Regions from separate parts of the Homo sapiens genome. Here region 1 is linked to region 2. A link is an interaction called in ENCODE POLR2A ChIA-PET data of the cell type or tissue named here. Cell type or tissue: Caco-2. All regions are shown on one strand. Links, peaks and the distances in the headings refer to the core of each region. The heading gives the core; the rest is flanking DNA. Region 1 overlaps SMYD4 (SET and MYND domain containing 4). Region 2 holds the start of MIR132 (microRNA 132).

The links. Peaks named below come from ENCODE experiments on the same cell type or tissue, not always from the same donor. Only the 100,000 strongest peaks of a DNase experiment are listed, where the experiment ranks them.
Region 1: POLR2A ChIA-PET joins it to region 2 with 6 read pairs; 2 of 35 experiments call an interaction of 5 or more read pairs at or near these places.

Annotation. Positions count from the first base shown.
Region 1 is chr17:1,816,378-1,823,606 of GRCh38, forward strand. The region is part of intron 2 of SMYD4 (SET and MYND domain containing 4); the gene reads right to left. Among named protein-coding and RNA genes, the nearest start is that of SMYD4, 9.9 kb to the right of the region's middle. In Caco-2, for the core only: no CTCF peak of the experiment used is centred there; no DNase peak of the experiment used is centred there.
Region 2 is chr17:2,043,887-2,053,015 of GRCh38, forward strand. MIR132 (microRNA 132) reads right to left here and starts at 6,122; the gene lies at 6,022-6,122. It overlaps MIR212 (microRNA 212), which reads right to left and starts at 6,494; the gene lies at 6,385-6,494. It overlaps LOC124903896 (a long non-coding RNA gene), which reads right to left and starts at 6,063. Exons shown (of 2, transcript XR_007065576.1): 1 at 5,275-6,063; 2 at 4,821-4,872. It overlaps DPH1 (diphthamide biosynthesis 1), which reads left to right. Exons shown (of 13, transcript NM_001383.6): 13 at 1-12. RefSeq lists silencers at 5,818-6,617, 6,628-6,777 and an enhancer at 7,323-8,218. In Caco-2, for the core only: no CTCF peak of the experiment used is centred there; DNase peaks (open chromatin) are centred at 5,788, 6,165 and 6,595; H3K4me3 peaks cover 2,479 bases.

The DNA.
Region 1 (7,229 bases), core at 167-4,166, 230 kb before region 2:
GGGAGGCCGAGGCGGGTGGATCACGAGGTCAGGAGATTGAGACCGTCCTGGCTAACAAGGTGAAACCCCCGTCTCTACCAAAAATACAAAAAAGTAGCCAGGTGTGGTGGTGCGTGTGTGTAATCCCAGCTACTCGGGGGACTGAGGCAAGAGAATCACTTGAACCCAGGAGGCGGAGGTTGCAGTGAGCCGAGAGCACACCACGGCACTCCACCCTGGGCGACAAAGCGAGACTCTGTCTCAAAAAAAAAAAAAATTTTTTTTTAAGAGATGGAGTCTCCCTTTGTCGCCCAGGCTGGAGGGCAGTAGCTATTCTGCACTCTAACCTGGGCAACAGGCACAGTCTAGCTACAGGCACAATGATCGCACACTATGGCCTTTTTGTAGGTGTGTGAAGTGATCTCTCACTGTGGTTTTGGTGTGTGTTTCTCTGATTATGAATGATGTTGAACATCTTTTCGTGTGTCTACTGGCTATTTGTGTATCTTCTTTGGAGAAATGAGTCAAGTCCTTTGCCTATTTTTAATCTGATTTTTTTGTTATTGAGTTGTAGGAGTTCTTTATATATTTCGGATATTAATTTCTTATCTGATACATGATTTGCAAATAGTTTCTCCCATTCTGTGGGTTATCCTTTCACTCTCTTGATACTGTCCTTGGTGCACAAAACCTTTTTTTTTTTTTTTTAAGACAGTCTCACTCTGTCGCCCAGGCAGAAGTTCAGTTTCTCGGCCACTGCAACCTCCGCCTCCCGGGTTCAAGTGATTCTCCTGCCTCAGCCTCCCGAGTAGCCGGGATTACAGGCACGCACCACCACGCCTGGCTAATTTTTGTATTTTTAGTAGAGACAGGGTTTCACCATGTTGGCCAGGCTGGTCTCAAACTCCAGGCCTCAACTGATTTGCCTACCTCAGCCTCCCAAAGTGCTGGGATTACAGGCGTGAGCCACCGCGCCTGGCCTAAAACTGTTTTTTTTTGAGACAAGGTCTTGCTCTGTCGCCCAGGCTGGAGTGTAGTTGGCTTGGTCATGGCTCACTCCAGCCTTGACTGACCTCCCAGGCTCAAGTAATCCTCCCACCTCAGCTTCCTGAGTAGCTGGGGCTCCAGGCATGCGCCACCATGCCTGGCTATATTATTTGTAGAGACGGGGTCTCACTTGTTGCCCAGGCTGGTCTCGAACTCCTGGGCTCAAGTGATCCTTCCGCCTTGGCCTCTCAAAAGAGTGGTGGGATTACAGCTGTGAGCCACCATGCCCAGCCTAAAAGTTTTAATTTTGATAAAGTACAGTTTATTTTTTTTGTTGTTGCCTGTGCTTTTGGTGTCATATGCAAGAAATAACTGCTAAATCCAATGTCAAGATTTTCCCCTATGTTTTCTTTTAAGAAGTTTACAATTGGCCGGGCACAGTGGATCACGCCCCAGAACTTTGGGAGGCCGAGGTGGGCGGATCACGAGGTCAGGAGATTGAGACCATCCTGGCTAACATGGTGAAACCCCGTCTCTACTAAAAATACAAAAAATTAGCCAGGCGTGGTGGCGGGTGCCTGTAGTCCCAGCTACTCGGGAGGCTGAGGCAGGAGAATGGCGTGAACCCGGGAGGCGGAGCTTGCAGTGAGCCGAGATCGTGCCACTGCACTCCAGCCTGGGCGATGGAGCAAGACTCTGTCTCAAAAAAAAAAAAAAAAAAAGTTGTTTACAATCTTAGCTCTTAACTTTAGGTCTCTGATCCATTTTGAATTAATTTTTGTATATGAAGGCACAACTTCAGCCTTTTGCATGTAGCTTGTCATTAGGATACAGACAGAAAAAAAACACATTTTTTCTTTCTCCAGCCTTGCCATCTCTCTCTAGAACTCTGGGGATGTAAAGCCTTTCATGGAGCTAACTGGCGAAGGAGAAAGTCCCAGCTCTGGCTCCAAAGTAGAGTGCAGATTACTGAGATTGGACATAATCGCTTAATACCTGGGACATATCCACATATGCATCATTTTTTCTCTAAGCCATTTGAAAGTAAGTACAGGCATCATGGATGTTCACCTCTAAATATTCGCAGGCCTCTGCTTTAAAAATAAGGACATTCTCCTATATTACTATAATATCATTATCACTAAAAAATTAACAGTAATTCAAATATTATTTAAATGTAAATGTTACCAATTATTCCTAATATGTCTGTTGTATCTTTTTCTCACCCTAACCAATCCAAGATCAACGTTCTCATGTATTGAATTTAGTTATTTCTCTTTAGCCTCTTTTTAGATAGTGGTATAATTTTTAAATTTATTTTTAATTTTTTTTTCGAGACAGGTCTCACTTCCATTGCTCAGGCTGGAGTGCAGTGGTACGACCTCTGCTCACTGCAACCTCTACCTCCTGCCTCAGCCTCCCGAGTAGCTGGGACTATAGGCACGTACTATCATGCGTGGCTAAATTACTTTTTATTTTTATAAAATAGAGATGGGGTCTCGCTATGTTGCCCAGGCTGGCCTCAAACTCCTGGGCTCAAGGGACCCACCTGCTTCAGCCTCCCAAAGTGCTGGGATTATAGGTGTGAGCCACTGCACCTGGCCAATTACAATTTTTTTAATGAGTAATTTTTTTTAAAGATTCAACACCAGAAAAACGTTTCACATTCTGGTTTCGCTTCATTGTTTCCTCATGGTTAGATTCACATTAAACAATTTTTATTAAGAATACGGCTGGGTGTGGTGGCTCACACCTGTAATCCCAGCACTTAGGGAGGCCGAGGCAGGCGAATCACCTGAGGTCAGGAGTTCGAGACCACCCTGGGCAACATGGTGAAACCCCGTCTCTACTAAAAATACAAAAATTAGCCAGGCACAGTGGTGCATGCCTGTAATCCCAGCTACCCAGGAGGCCGAGGCAGGAGAATCGCTTGAATACGGGAGGCAGAGGTTGCAGTGAGCAGAGATTGTGCCACTGCACTCCAGCCTGGGAGACAGAGAGAGACTACGTCTCAGAACAAACAAACAAACAAAATGACTACATAGTTAAATCTATATACTTCTTGTTGCCTCAAATCAGGAGACATATAATGTCTCCCCAGTATTATGGAAGCTAAGTTTGGTCACTTACTTAATGTGGCAATTGCTGAATCTCTGCAATGTAAAGACACCTTTCCCTTGTACTTAAATACTCTATAGGGCCATACTTTGAGATCATGTGAAGAGCCTGTTTCCCAGTGATGTTACTTCTAAAGGTTTGCGCATCTACTGATAATTGCCAGAATCATTCCATCACACTAGGGGTTACAAAATGGCGATTTTTCTAATTCTACCATTATTTCTAAATTTATTAGCTGGCAATCTTTGGTAAAGACAAACTTTCTCCTTTTCCTTCTTTTACTTGTTTCATGTGAGCAATATTTACACAGACATAATATGTATTTACTTATTTTTGTTTGTTTTGAGACAGAGTCTCACTCTGTTTCCCAGGCTGGAGTGCAGTGGCACGATCCTGGTTCACTGCAACCTTCGCCTCTGGGGTTCAAGCAATTCTTCTGCCTCAGCCTCCCAAGTACCTGGGATTACAGGCACCTGACACCACGCCCAGCTAATTTTTGCATTTTTAGTAGAGATGGGGTTTTGCCATGTTGGCCAGGCTGGTCTCAAACTCCTGAGCTCAGGTGATCCACCTGCCTTGGCTTCCCAAAGGGCTGGGATTACAGGCATGAGCCACCATGCCCGGCCAAAAGTCAATTAAGAAAGTAAACTCGGATATTTAGAGTACCACCATGGACTTAAACAATTTATTATCATAAACTATTATCACCATTATACTTTTTCATGGTCAAATTATGCTAATATTGGCCAGTGACAACCTCTTCAGACTGGTTCCTATGTTCTTTTTTGTTGTTTTTGATCCAGGGTCTTGCTCTGTTGCCCAGGCTGGAGGACAGTGGTACCATCATAGCTCACGACAGCCTCGACATCCTGGGCTCAAGCAATTTTCCCACCTCAGCCTCCCAAATAGCTATGGCTACAGGCATGTGACACCATGCCCAGCTAACTTTTTATGTTTTTGTGGAGACACAGTCTCACTATGTTGCCCAGGCTGGTCTCAAACTCCTGGGCTCCAGCGATCCTCTTGCCTAAGCCTCCCAAAGTGTTGGGATTACAGGTGTGAATGGGGTCACCATACCTGGCCTACGCTCTTTTTTATATAAATCTATTAGTCTTCGAGCACGTCCTTGTTTTCTGACACAGGTTATTCCAGTTGAATCAGCACAAAATAAAAACAAACAATAAGCCTGTGAATGTGGATAGTGAAGCTATTAAGAATTTCCTACAACACTCTGGGAGATTATTAATTGCAGGAGTGGAGAGGTAGGGGTGGACAGTGGGAGGTCGTGTGTCTCAAAAGGTTTTCAATAGATGAAAGGCATCTCTTGTGGGAAAACATTCCTCAAAGAATGTCTATTGGCAAGAAAGAAAAGTGTGTGCTTGGCTTTAAACTTTAAAGGGCCAGTTCCTATTTTTACCTAACAGGCATGCATGTGGAGATCAGAAGTTTAAATCTTTTTTGGTTACTTTAGATTGTGATGGAACAGAATTACAAATAGCTCTTTGAGCTAACTTGTTTTTAAGGAGAGAGGTCTGGGTATGAATTAGTGAGAGACATACAGAGCAAACAAAAATGGAGGTGATTTATTAACCCCAGGGGAAACGAGAGCAGTACAAGAAAGGAAATGTAATTCAAAGCATCCTTCACGGTTCATGTGAACAAGACTCACACAGACATAAGAATGTATGCATTGAATGTTGGTTCAATCAATTTAATACTCTATTGGTTATATAACAGTTATCATGAGGGAATGAGGGAAAAACAAAGTATAGGCCGGGCAAGGGGGTTCACGCCTGTCATCCCAGCACTTTGGGAGGCCGAGGAGGGTGGATCACATGAGGTTAGGAGTTTGAGACCAGCCTGACCAATATGGAGAAGTCCCGTCTCTACTAAAAATACAAAATTAGCTGGGCGCGGTGGTGCATGCCTGTAATCCCAGCTACTCGGGAGGTGGAGGCAGGAGAATCGCTTCAACCCAGGAGGCGGAGGCTGCTGTGAGCCAAGACGGCACTATTGCACTCCAGGCTGGGTGACAAGAGCGAAACTCTGTCTCAAAAAAACAAAAACAAAAAACAAAGTATATACCTGTGAGTTGGGAAGAAGAGAGCAAAATTACATCTAAAATTATACAAACTCAAGAAAGAGCAGTATTTGCAATGTTTAGAAATAATAAATTACGTGTCAGAAGGCTGGGCACAGTGGCTCACACCTGTAATCCCAGCACTTTGGGAGACCAAGGTGGGCAGATCACCTGAGGTTGGGAGTTTGAGACCAGCCTGGCCAACATGGTGAAACCCCATCTCTACTAAATATACAAAAATTAGCTGGGTGTGATGGCACACACCTGTAATCCTAGCTACTTGGGTGGCTGAGGCATGAGAATCGCTTGAACCTGGGAGGCAGAGGTTGCAGTGAGCCCAGATCGTGCCATTGCACTCCAGCCTGGGTGGCAGAGTGAGATTCTGTCTCAAAAAAAAAAAAGGTCTGGTGTGATGGCTCATGCCTGTAACCCCAGCACTTTGGGAGGCTGAGGCGGGTGGATCCCTTGAGGTCAGGAGTTTGAGACTAGCCTGGCCAACATGGTGAAACCCTGTCTCTACTAAAAATATAAAAATTATATATTTTAGGCATATATAGTAGTGCATGCCTGTAATCCCAGCTACTCGGGAGACTGAGGCAAGATAATCACTTGAACCTGGGAGGCAGAGGTTGCAGTGAACAGAGATCGCGCCACTGCACTCCAGCCTGGGTAACAGAGTGAGACTCTGACTCAACCTGTTAAAAAAAAAATTAAATGCCAGAAGAAACAGTTAATTTAAAGTAGCTGTCTCTGGGGAATAAGAATCAGGAATGGGGAAGAGTGGACAGGGAGTTGCTGTTTTTCCTGATAAGTTTTGAAGCACTATTTGATTTCTTAAAGTATGTATGCATATTATTCTGATAAAAAATTAAACTAAGGAAGGAAAATATTTTCACTAAGGCATCTGGTCTACATAGTTTTACAGAATTTTTCTACTAGCCTTTAAGAAGCACATAATTCCTACATTATATAAGCTATTTCAGAGCACAGAAAAAGGCGGGAAGCTCTCCAATTCATTCTGAGGCTACCATAACCCACCATGGTATCAGCTGGGATTACAGGTGCCCGCCACCATGGCCAGTTAATTTTTTGTATTTTTAGTAGAGACAGGGTTTCATTCACCACGTTGCCCAGGCTGGTCTTGAACTCCTGACCTCAGGTGATCCACCCGCCTTGGGCTCCCAACATGCTGGGATTACAGGTGTGAGCCACTGCACCCGGTCAGATGATTTAAAAACTCTTACCTTTTATTTACACCACCAATCACCAATTAGAGAATGTAATTGGGGGGAAAAGCCTTATTCACAATAACAACAAAAACCTTACAAGAAGAATAAATCGAACATGAAATGTGTAAGACCTATATAAAGAAAACTATAAAACTTTACTTAAGGACATAGAAGAAGCCTTAAAGAAATGGACATACCCTTTATTTGGATTAGGAAATTTAATATTGTAAAGATGTCAGGTCTCCTTAAGTGAATCTATAAATCCAACACATTCCCAATCAAAAGCCCAACAACATTTTTTATAGAACTTGAGAAGCTGGCCGGGCACGGTGGCTCACGCCTGTAATCCCAGCACTTTGGGAGGCTGAGGCGGGTGGATCATGAGGTCAGGAGATCAAGACCATCCTGGCTAACGTGGTGAAACTCCATCTCTACTAAAAATACAAAAAAAAAAAAAAAGATAATAAAATAAAATTAGCTGGGCGTGGTGGCAGGCGCCTGTAGTCCCAGCTACTCGAGAGGCTGAGGCAGGAGAATGGCATGAACCCAGGAGGCAGAGCTTGCAGTGAGCCGAGATCACGCCACTGCACTCTAGCTTGGGTGACAGAGCGAGACTCCGTCTCAAAAAAAAAAAAAAAAAAAAAAAAAGAACTTGACAAGCCAATTCTAAAGTTCACATGGGGGAAATGCACACAAAATACCCAAGATATTCTGGAATACGAACAATGACTATGTGTGTGCGAGCAGGAAGCTGGCCTCTGGGCCACTTCCTGGGAGCCGCCTGGGTACTGAGACTCCCCTGCTTTCAAGTACCCTTTCTCTCTACTTCCGGTAAA
Region 2 (9,129 bases), core at 4,874-8,873:
AAATTGACCCCATCTTGAGGGTTTCTGAGATTGATGCCATTCTTTAGTGACTACAGCCAAGGCCTAAGCAATCCAGCTGGTTTTCCCCTTGGGGCGTGTAGTTGTTCTTGGATACTTTGAGGATTGCTCACTCTTTTTTTTTTTTTTTTTGAGACAGGCTCACTCTGTCACCCAGGCTGGAGAGCAGTGGCCAAGATCCTGGCTCACTGCAACCTCAGCCTCCTGGGTTCAAGCAGTTCTGTCTCAGCCTCCTGAGTAGGTGGCGTTACAGGCATGCGCCACCACGCCTGGCTAATTTCTATATTTTTTTGTAGAGATAGGGTTTTGCCACGTTGCCCAGGCTGGTCTCAAAACTCTTTAGCTCAAACAATCCACCTGCCTCAGCCTCCCAAAGTGCTAGGATTATAGGCCTGAGCCACTGCACCTACCTAGGATTGCCCACTCTTTTTTTGTTTTCTTTACTTTTAAAGACAAGGTCTGACTCTATCACCCAGGCTGGAGTGCAGTGGCACAATCTTGACAGCCTCCACCTCCCGGGCTCAAGCCATCCATCCTCCCACCTCAGCCTCCCAAGCAGCTGGGGCTGCAGGCGCAAATCACCATGCCTGGCTAATTTTTGTATTTGTTGTAGAGAAGGGGTCTCACCATGTTGTGCGGATGGTCTCCAACTTGCGAGCTCAAGCAATCCACCTGTCCTGGCCTCCCAAAGTGCTGGAATTAACAGGCGTGAGCCACCTCACCTGGCCAATTGCCCACTCTTAATGAGTTCCCTCCCATTTCCAGTGCCACCTGACACCCCCCACCCCCTGACACACACACACACACTCTTGTTTTCTGACTTCCTGCCTCTGCAAGACAAGAAGCCTGTTCTTTTTCTGGAAGATCACACCAACTCCTGTTTAGCCCTCAGACATAGTTGCCAGGGAGCTAAGCAACTGAGCAGGAATTATGGTCAGGGACACAGCACAAATACTCCAGCCCATTTTTCTGACAACCAGACTAATATCCCTTACATTACCGAAAGTTCTGGGTTCCTCACTACAGAGATTAGCTGTCCAAAATTAAAAAAAACAAAACAAAACAGAATTATCCGCCCAGAGACCTAGTTACTGGGTGTGGAAAGTGTGTGTGGGGAGGGGTGGGAGGTGGTTCTCCCTTGCTTCAGTTGGCTTCTGCCTTGTTTTAAGGAATCTTCTCCTTTAGCAAAAGGAGGAGACTTTGGAATGGATTGATTACACAGACTGTGGTATCTGACCCATTGAATTTTAGAAAAAATTCTGATTTAAAGTTTCAGAAATTGCACAGAAAATTTCAGATTTCTGGCTTCTCTGGAAATGATAGATTTGCAGTTCAGGGCTCCCATACCCTCATGGTAATCATAGGCTGCCCCCTTTAGCACGGTCCCAAGAGGTGAAAACGACTTGTACACCCCAGCTGCTTGGGATTATTGAGGACGAAAGTAGAGAGAAGGGGAGAAATATTGGGGAGTGAATTTTGAGCCAAGGCTTAAAATTAAAAGTGGGGGAGGTAGAGCCCAGCAGTAGTAGGTGGAGGAGAAGGGCTCCTGGCCGGGGGTGAGGATTCCTCCTGAGAACCATAGTGTCCAAGCTAGAGGGAAACATGGGGTCCACTAGTTCTCGACAAGTGGAACAGGTCACTTCCCATCATGCCGTCCAGGAGCAAGAGAGACTCTTAGGGGGTTGTGCCCCTCCCCACCCCCAATACGCAGATTCTGTGTACCATTTACATCCAGAACATTGGTTAAAACCTGAATTCTGGCCCTGCGTGGTGGCTCATGCCTGTAATCCCAGCACTTTGGGAGGCGGAGGCGGGCAGATCACCTGAGGTTGGGAATTTGAGGCCAGCCAGACCAACAGAGAGAAACTCTGTCTCTACTAAAAATACAAAATTAGCCAACCATGGTGGCGCATGCCTGTAATCCCAGCTACTTGGAAGGCTGAAGCAGGAGAATTGCTTGAACCTGGGAGGCAAAGGTTGCGGTAAGCCGAGATCACGCTATTGCACTCCAACCTGGGCAACGAGAGCGAAACTGTCTCAAAAAAAAAAAAAAAAAAAAGTAGCTGGGCGTGGTGGCATGCACCTGTAATCCTAGCTACTTGGTAGGCTGAGGCAGGAGAATTGCTTGAACCCAGGAGGCGGAGGTTGCAGTGAGCCGAAATTGTGCCACTGCACTCCAGCCTGGGTGACAGAGTGAGACTCCATCTCAAAAAACCAACTTGAATTCTGGGGCCAACTCCAGATGTACTGAGTCAGAATCACTGGGACCCAGGAATCTGCATTTTGGCAAATTGCCCCCATCATTCCCAAGCAGGGATTTGAAAAGCCACTGCCTTAGGGGTTGAATGAAAGCCTCGGGTGAGGGTGTGTTATCTGAAAAACCCCTAGTGTGACTCTCTTGCAACCCACCAGGGAGGGGAGCAAGCTCCCCAGAACAATCACTGCTTAAACATTTTCAATTTATAGCAAAGGAAAATTAGGTCTGAAGGATAGAAATAGGAATAGCATTTATTTATTTACTTACTTATTTGAGACGGAGTCTCGCTCTGTCACCCAGGCTGGAGTGCAGTGGTACAGTCTCCGCTCTCTGCGACCTCCGCCTCCTGAGTTCGAGCGATCCGCCTGCCTCAGCCTCCAGAGTAGCTGGGATTACAGGTGTGCATCACCACTCCCAGCTAATTTTTGCATTTTCAGTAGAGACAGGGTTTCGCCATGTTGGCCAGGCTGGTCTTGAACTCCTGATCTCAAGTGATTCGCCCACCTCAGCCTCCCAAAGTGTTGGGATTACAGGTGTGAGCCACTGCACCCGGCCAGAAGAGCATTTATTGAGTAATAACTGTATACCAGACATTGTAATAAGCAAGAGCTTTAATGCGGCCTAATTTAGGGCCAGGTGCGATTGCTCATGCCTATAATCCCAGCACTTTGGGAGGCTAAGGCATGAGGATCAATTGAGCCCAGGAGTTCAGAACCAGCCTGGGAAACATAGTGAGACCCCCTCTCTACAAATAATTTAAAAGTTAGCTGGGTGTGGTGGCATGCACCTGTGGTCCCAGCTACTCGGGAGGCTCAGGTGGGAGGATCACTTGAGCCCAGGAGTTTTGAGGCTGCAGTAAGCTGTGATTGTGCCACTGTATTCCAGCCTGGGAGACAGAGCTAGACCCTGTCTCCAAAAAAAAAGAAAAAAAAACAAACTACAAAAATTGGCTGGGGGTGGTGGCACACACCTGTAGTCCTAACTACTCAGGAGGCTGAGACAGGAGAATTGCTTGAACCTGGGAGGCGGACGTTGCAGTGAGCCGAGATCATGCTACTGCACTTCAGCCTGGGCAACAGAGCAAGACTCCATCTCAGAAGAAAAAAACAAATAAAATTATATATATATAACACATATATATTTTATATATATTAGGCAATAAATATATATAGCTTAAACCTTACAACTTCATGTTTAATCTCACAACTTCATGAGGTAGGTACCATTATTATTATTATTATTTGAGACGGAGTGTCACTCAGCCACCCAGGCTGGAGTTCAGTGGCACGATCACGGCTCACTGCACCTCCGTCTCCTGGGTTCAAGTGATTCTAGTGCCTCAGCCTCCCAAGCAGCTGGAATTACTGGCAAGCACCACCATGGCTGGCTAATTTTTTGTGTTATTAGTAGAGACGGAGTCTGACCATATTGGCCAGGCTGGATTATTATTAAGACAGGGTCTACCTCTGTCACCAGGTGCAGGATCATGGCTCACTGCAGCCTCGACCTCTTCGGCTCAAGTGACCCTCCCGCTTCAGCCTCCTGAGTAGCTTAGCTGAGACTACAGGTGCCACCTATCACACTGGCTTTTTTTTTTTTAAGACATGGGGTCTCACTATGTTGCCCAGGCTGGTCTCGAATTTCTGGGCTCAAGCAGTCCTCCAGCCTCTGCCCCGCCCCGCAAAATGGTGTGATTACAGGCATGAGCCATGTCTCCCAGCCCTAAATAATGATTTTTTTTTTTTGAGACAGGGTCTCACTCTGTCATCCAGGCTGGAGTACAGTGGTGCAATCACAGCTCACTGCAGCCTCAACCTCCCAGCCTCAAGCAATCCTCCCACCTCAACTTCCCAAGTAGCTGGGACTACAGGTGTGCACAACTAATTTTCTTTCTTTTCTTTCCTTTCTTCTTTCCTTTCTTTCTTTTTTGTAGAGATGGGAGTCGCATTGTATTGCCCAGGCTGGTCTCGAACTCCTGGGCTCAAGAGATCCTCCCACCTATGCCTCCCAAAGTGCTGGGATTACAGGCGTGAGCCACTGTGCCCTGCCCTAAATGATTTCTAAGATGCTAAACAACCCTGACGTACGGTCAATCCTCTGGTTCTTTCCCCTCTGACCACATTCTGACCTCTTCTCAGAATATCCCAACCATTTCTGTTTTCCACCTCTGATTCCACCTTGGATTCCTAGAGCTCTTAGGAGAGAGAACCCCCTTAGCAAGGAACCTCTCAACAGCCCCAGGCCCAGAGTGAACCCGGGAGGCGGAGGTTGCAGTGAGCCGAGATAGTGCCACTGCACTCCAGCCTGGGCGACAGAGCGAGACTGTCTCAGAAGAAAAAAAATAAAAGTATATGTATGTATAACATATATATAATATAGATTATATATATATTAGACAATAAATATATATAGCCTAAAGCTCAAGGTGTACCCCCCACATCCCGTTCATTCTGCCTAAGTGCACAGAGCTGGGGTCCCCTCCCAACACCACCCCTTCACAAACATGTAGTAGCCTAACAGAATACTTAAGATCAAAATAACATTCTGCTGTTTTTGGATTTTTACTTACATGATCCTATTTAATCCTCACAGTGCACCTGCCGAGGAGAAGAGATTATTATCCCGTTTTACAGAAAGCTCAGAAACAGAATATGGCCCCTTAACCACCAGTTGCTGATAATGCCAGGTTGGACCTCTGGCTTCCCAGAGCACTACACCCAGCAGTCCACTGCAGTCCACCCACTGACATCCCCTGGAACCCAGAAGCAAGTGCGTTTTAATCTGCAAGACCTCGGGGCCCTGGGGAGGTGGGATGGCTAGCATGTGGGTGTTGATTAACTGGGAAACCGGCACGAGTGTCTTAGAAGTACTTCACAAAGGAGCCGGGTGGGGAGTGAAGGAGGGGGTGGGGCGTGAGACGTTAAGAAAAATTGGATTAACGTGTCGTGGGCTGGGTTGCATTAACCATTCCCAACACTATCTCTGGGGAAGTCTCACACCTGATATTCAATAGACATCCCCTGTAGTGGGTGATGTTGGCAGAGGCAGGCGACATATACAATAATATTTTTAGAGATCCTTGTTCACACTTCATCCGCACCAGAGGACTTCAGCCCCTGTGGTATTCACTCCTCTTTAGGGCTAATTTGAGAAACTGTCTCAGATTGGAATCCAGCACCTAGAGATAGGCTGAGGTGAGCAGGCTGATCTGTTCAGACGCTTCGCGGACCAGGTTAACTTTACAAGCTCATTGGCTTCCAGAGGGTTGGGGACCCTTCTTATCCTCCTAGCTCAGAGGGAAAGATTCAAGAGTTTACTCTTCGCCCAATGCCCACTTCAGCTAGGGGTTCCTGGAAGAACGGGGCTGTGGAGTATCTCAGAAAACTTTCCTCCCTCTACTGTCTTCAGGCCCCAGGAGACAAACCTCCTTCCAAGCCTCCTGGTCCCAGTGGCTTCCCTCTCACCGAAATCGAAAGAACCCGAGTCCCAGCCCGACCCCTTCTCTCGCCGAGCCCTGGCTGGGATACCTTGGCCGGGAGGACAGGACGGCCTCAGGCTGGCCGCCAGACGCACTCCGCAGGACGCGCGCGCTCGAGCCTCGGTGGACTCAGCCGCCGGCCCCGGGAGGCCGCCTCCCTGCGCAGCACCTCCTGCCACCCGCGCGGGCACGTGGGATCTTGACTCGCCGCCCCCGCCTCCTTCTGCTCCGCGTCCCCAGCCCGCGGCTCGGGGCGCGGCGTGGCGCGGCGCGTGGGCGTGCTGCGGGGCGACCATGGCTGTAGACTGTTACCTCCAGTTCCCACAGTAACAATCGAAAGCCACGGTTGCCCTGGAGACGCGGGGGCGGGGCGCGCGGACGGCGCCGGCGCGGGGCGGGCTGACGTCAGGGCCGCGGGGGGGCGGGCGGGGCGGCGGGGGCTGAGGAGCGCGCGTGGGCCACCGCCCCTCGCAGCCCCTAGGGACCCGGACGGGGCGGCCCGATGGCGGCGCCTGCGTTGATCAGCACCGCGGACAGCGGCGGCGCAGGCAGCGGGCCGGGGGCGGGGCCCTGAGGGACGGGGACTGGGGGTCCCCGGGCGCGGCGGCGGCGGCCGGGGCCGCGGTCCTGGGGCGGGGCCAGGCGTCGGTGGCCGTGACTGGAGACTGTTACTGAGGGCGGCCCGGGCAGTAAGCAGTCTAGAGCCAAGGTGCCGGCGCGCTGTCCGGGCGGGGTGCCCCGGTCGCCCCGGCTGCCCCGGCTGGGGGCTCTGCTGCTCCGCCTCCCCTGCGTCTCCCGCCCTGCCCCGCCCGGCGCTCGCGACCAGGCACGCGGCCCCTGACGTCAGAGGGCCGTGACGTCAAAGATGTCCCAGAGGGGGCACTTCCGGCGGGGGCGTGGGGGCGGGGCGGGACCTGGGAGGCCCCGCCCCCCCGGTCCTGAGAGGACAGCTCCGCTCGCAGAGGCGGGAAGCCGTGGGCGCCGCGGGACCCGCTGGACGGGACCTGCCGGGAAGGGGCGCCCGACGCCATGCGGGGCGGGGGTCCCAGGAGGGCCGGGGAAGCGGGGGTGGGCGTCCGTCTCTCGCCTGCACCCCCGCTCAGCCGGCCCGGGCAGCGAGGCTGAGTCACCGCGCCGCAGGGAGGGAGAGGAGGGGGCGCGTCTCCTGGGGCGCCAGCACCTTCGCCTCACTTTCCTGGGAGAATGGCGCAGGAGCCCCAAGAAAGCCGGGGGGGGGTCTCCGAGGTCGGTCCTCCACTCGATGCTCCTCCGAAGTAGCTGCGTGTCCATCGGGCGCCGGCAGGTGCTGCGCGGGCTCGTGTCGTCTCTGGCCCCGGCTCCGCAGCCGCGAGGGGACCCCGGTGCCCCCCGTCCGCCCCCATCCCCACCCCGGAGGGGCCGCCCCACCCGCCGCCTGCCCGTCCCCTCCTCGTCCTCCCGTCCGTGTCCGCACATCTGTCCCTCCGCGGCTGGTCCGTCCCGCTTACCTGGCGGGCCGCGTCGCCACTGCCCGGTCGCCTCCCGCAGCCTGGCCGGCGCGGCGGCTTTTATAGGCGCGCGTAGTACTCGTGCGGCGGCTCATTCATGCGGCCGCGGCTCCTACACACTGACGCGCTGCCGACGTCAGCGGGGAATTTAGGAAATGGGAAAAGGGGCTATTTATAGTGGCGAGGCGGGGGGTGGGGACCGAGGCGACCGGGAGGGGAGGAGGGGGCGCGGAAGCGGCGGCGGGGTAGGGGGAGCCGCGCCCCTGCCCAGCCGACAAGGGGTTAACTTTCCGGAACCGCGGGCCTGGGGCCGGGGAGGCGGCGCGGAGGGGCGCGGCGGGCCCTTCGAGCTTATTCACGCTCTCCTTCCGGAGCCCCGCGGCTCCTGGGGGTCTTCACGTGGCAGCCCCTTCCCCCTCCTCAGTTCCTGGACCTGACGTTTCTGCCGTCACACCCCGCAAGGCCACTGCGGTGTCGCCACCCTCTCGTCCTGCAGGGTGGGCAGGAGAGGAAGCTGGACTCCCGTGGGGGCCTGGGGCGCAGCGAGGGCTGTGGCGTCGGGGGCCGGGAGAAGAAGAGTAGGGGAGCCCAAAGTAGCCCAGGAGTCTTTAGCGGAGGAACCTGGGCCTGGGAGGGAAGGCCCAGCGGGGATTCAGGTACCACCCAGGAGCTGGAGACCCGAGGGACGGCAGAGAAGTTGGGGAAGGTGGGCCAACCTCCCCAGAAATGATGAGCAACGGGATCCTCTATGAGGGAGCTGGGGGAACGCGCCAGAGGTAGGGGTGAGAGGAATGGGCAGCCTCAGCAAGGGAGAGAGGAAAGGCTGTCAGTGCCACGCTCCAGAGCCTGGCATCCAGGACCCACCTTCGGACCATTTGTGGCACGATGGACGCTCCCAGAGCTCACGTTAGGGTAATAGAGAGTGAAGGAGACCAGCAGCTTGGCCAAGAGGGGCCCCCAGGGGATGAGGAGGACGGTTTCCTGGAGAAGTTAATGTTCCCGGAGACCAGAATTGGCAGGGAGAGCCCATGACTTGTGGGGCAGTTCCCCTGGTTGGGAGCGGGGAAATGCATGGTCCTGGCCCAGCCTGGCTCCATCGAGATGGAGGAAGGGTCTAAATGAGAGGAGTGTGTTCAGACGAGGAGCTGGACCAGGATGGGGAGGGCTGTGCAAGGCATGGCCGGAAGAGCGGGGCAGGGAGAGAAAGGTCGAAGAGTGAAGTGCACAGGAGGGCAAGGCGGTCCTCACCCTGCCTGGGCTGGGGCAGGGCTGTGAGACCCTCCCTTACAGAAGCAATGAGGGCTTGAGGAGGGGGTTAGGGGCCTGGGCTGGGGCAGGGCTGTGAGACCCTCCCTTACAGAAGCAATGAGGGCTTGAGGAGGGGGTTAGGGGCCTGGGCTGGGGCAGGGCTGTGAGACCCTCCCTTACAGAAGCAATGAGGGCTTGAGGATGGGGTTAGGGGCCTGGGCTGGGGCAGGGCTGTGAGACCCTCCCTTACAGAAGCAATGAGGGCTTGAGGAGGGGGTTAGGGGCCTGGGCTGGGGCAGGGCTGTGAGACCCTCCCTTACAGAAGCAATGAGGGCTTGAGGAGGGGGTTAGGGGCCTGGGCTGGGGCAGGGCTGTGAGACCCTCCCTTACAGAAGCAATGAGGGCTTGAGGAGGGGGTTAGGGGCCTGGGCTGGGGCAGGGCTGTGAGACCCTCCCTTACAGAAGCAATGAGGGCTTGAGGATGGGGTTAGGGGCCTGGGCTGGGGCAGGGCTGTGAGACCCTCCCTTACAGAAGCAATGAGGGCTTGAGGATGGGGTTAGGGGCCTGGGCTGGGGCAGGGCTGTGAGACCCTCCCTTACAGAAGCAATGAGGGCTTGAGGATGGGGTTAGGGGCCTGGGC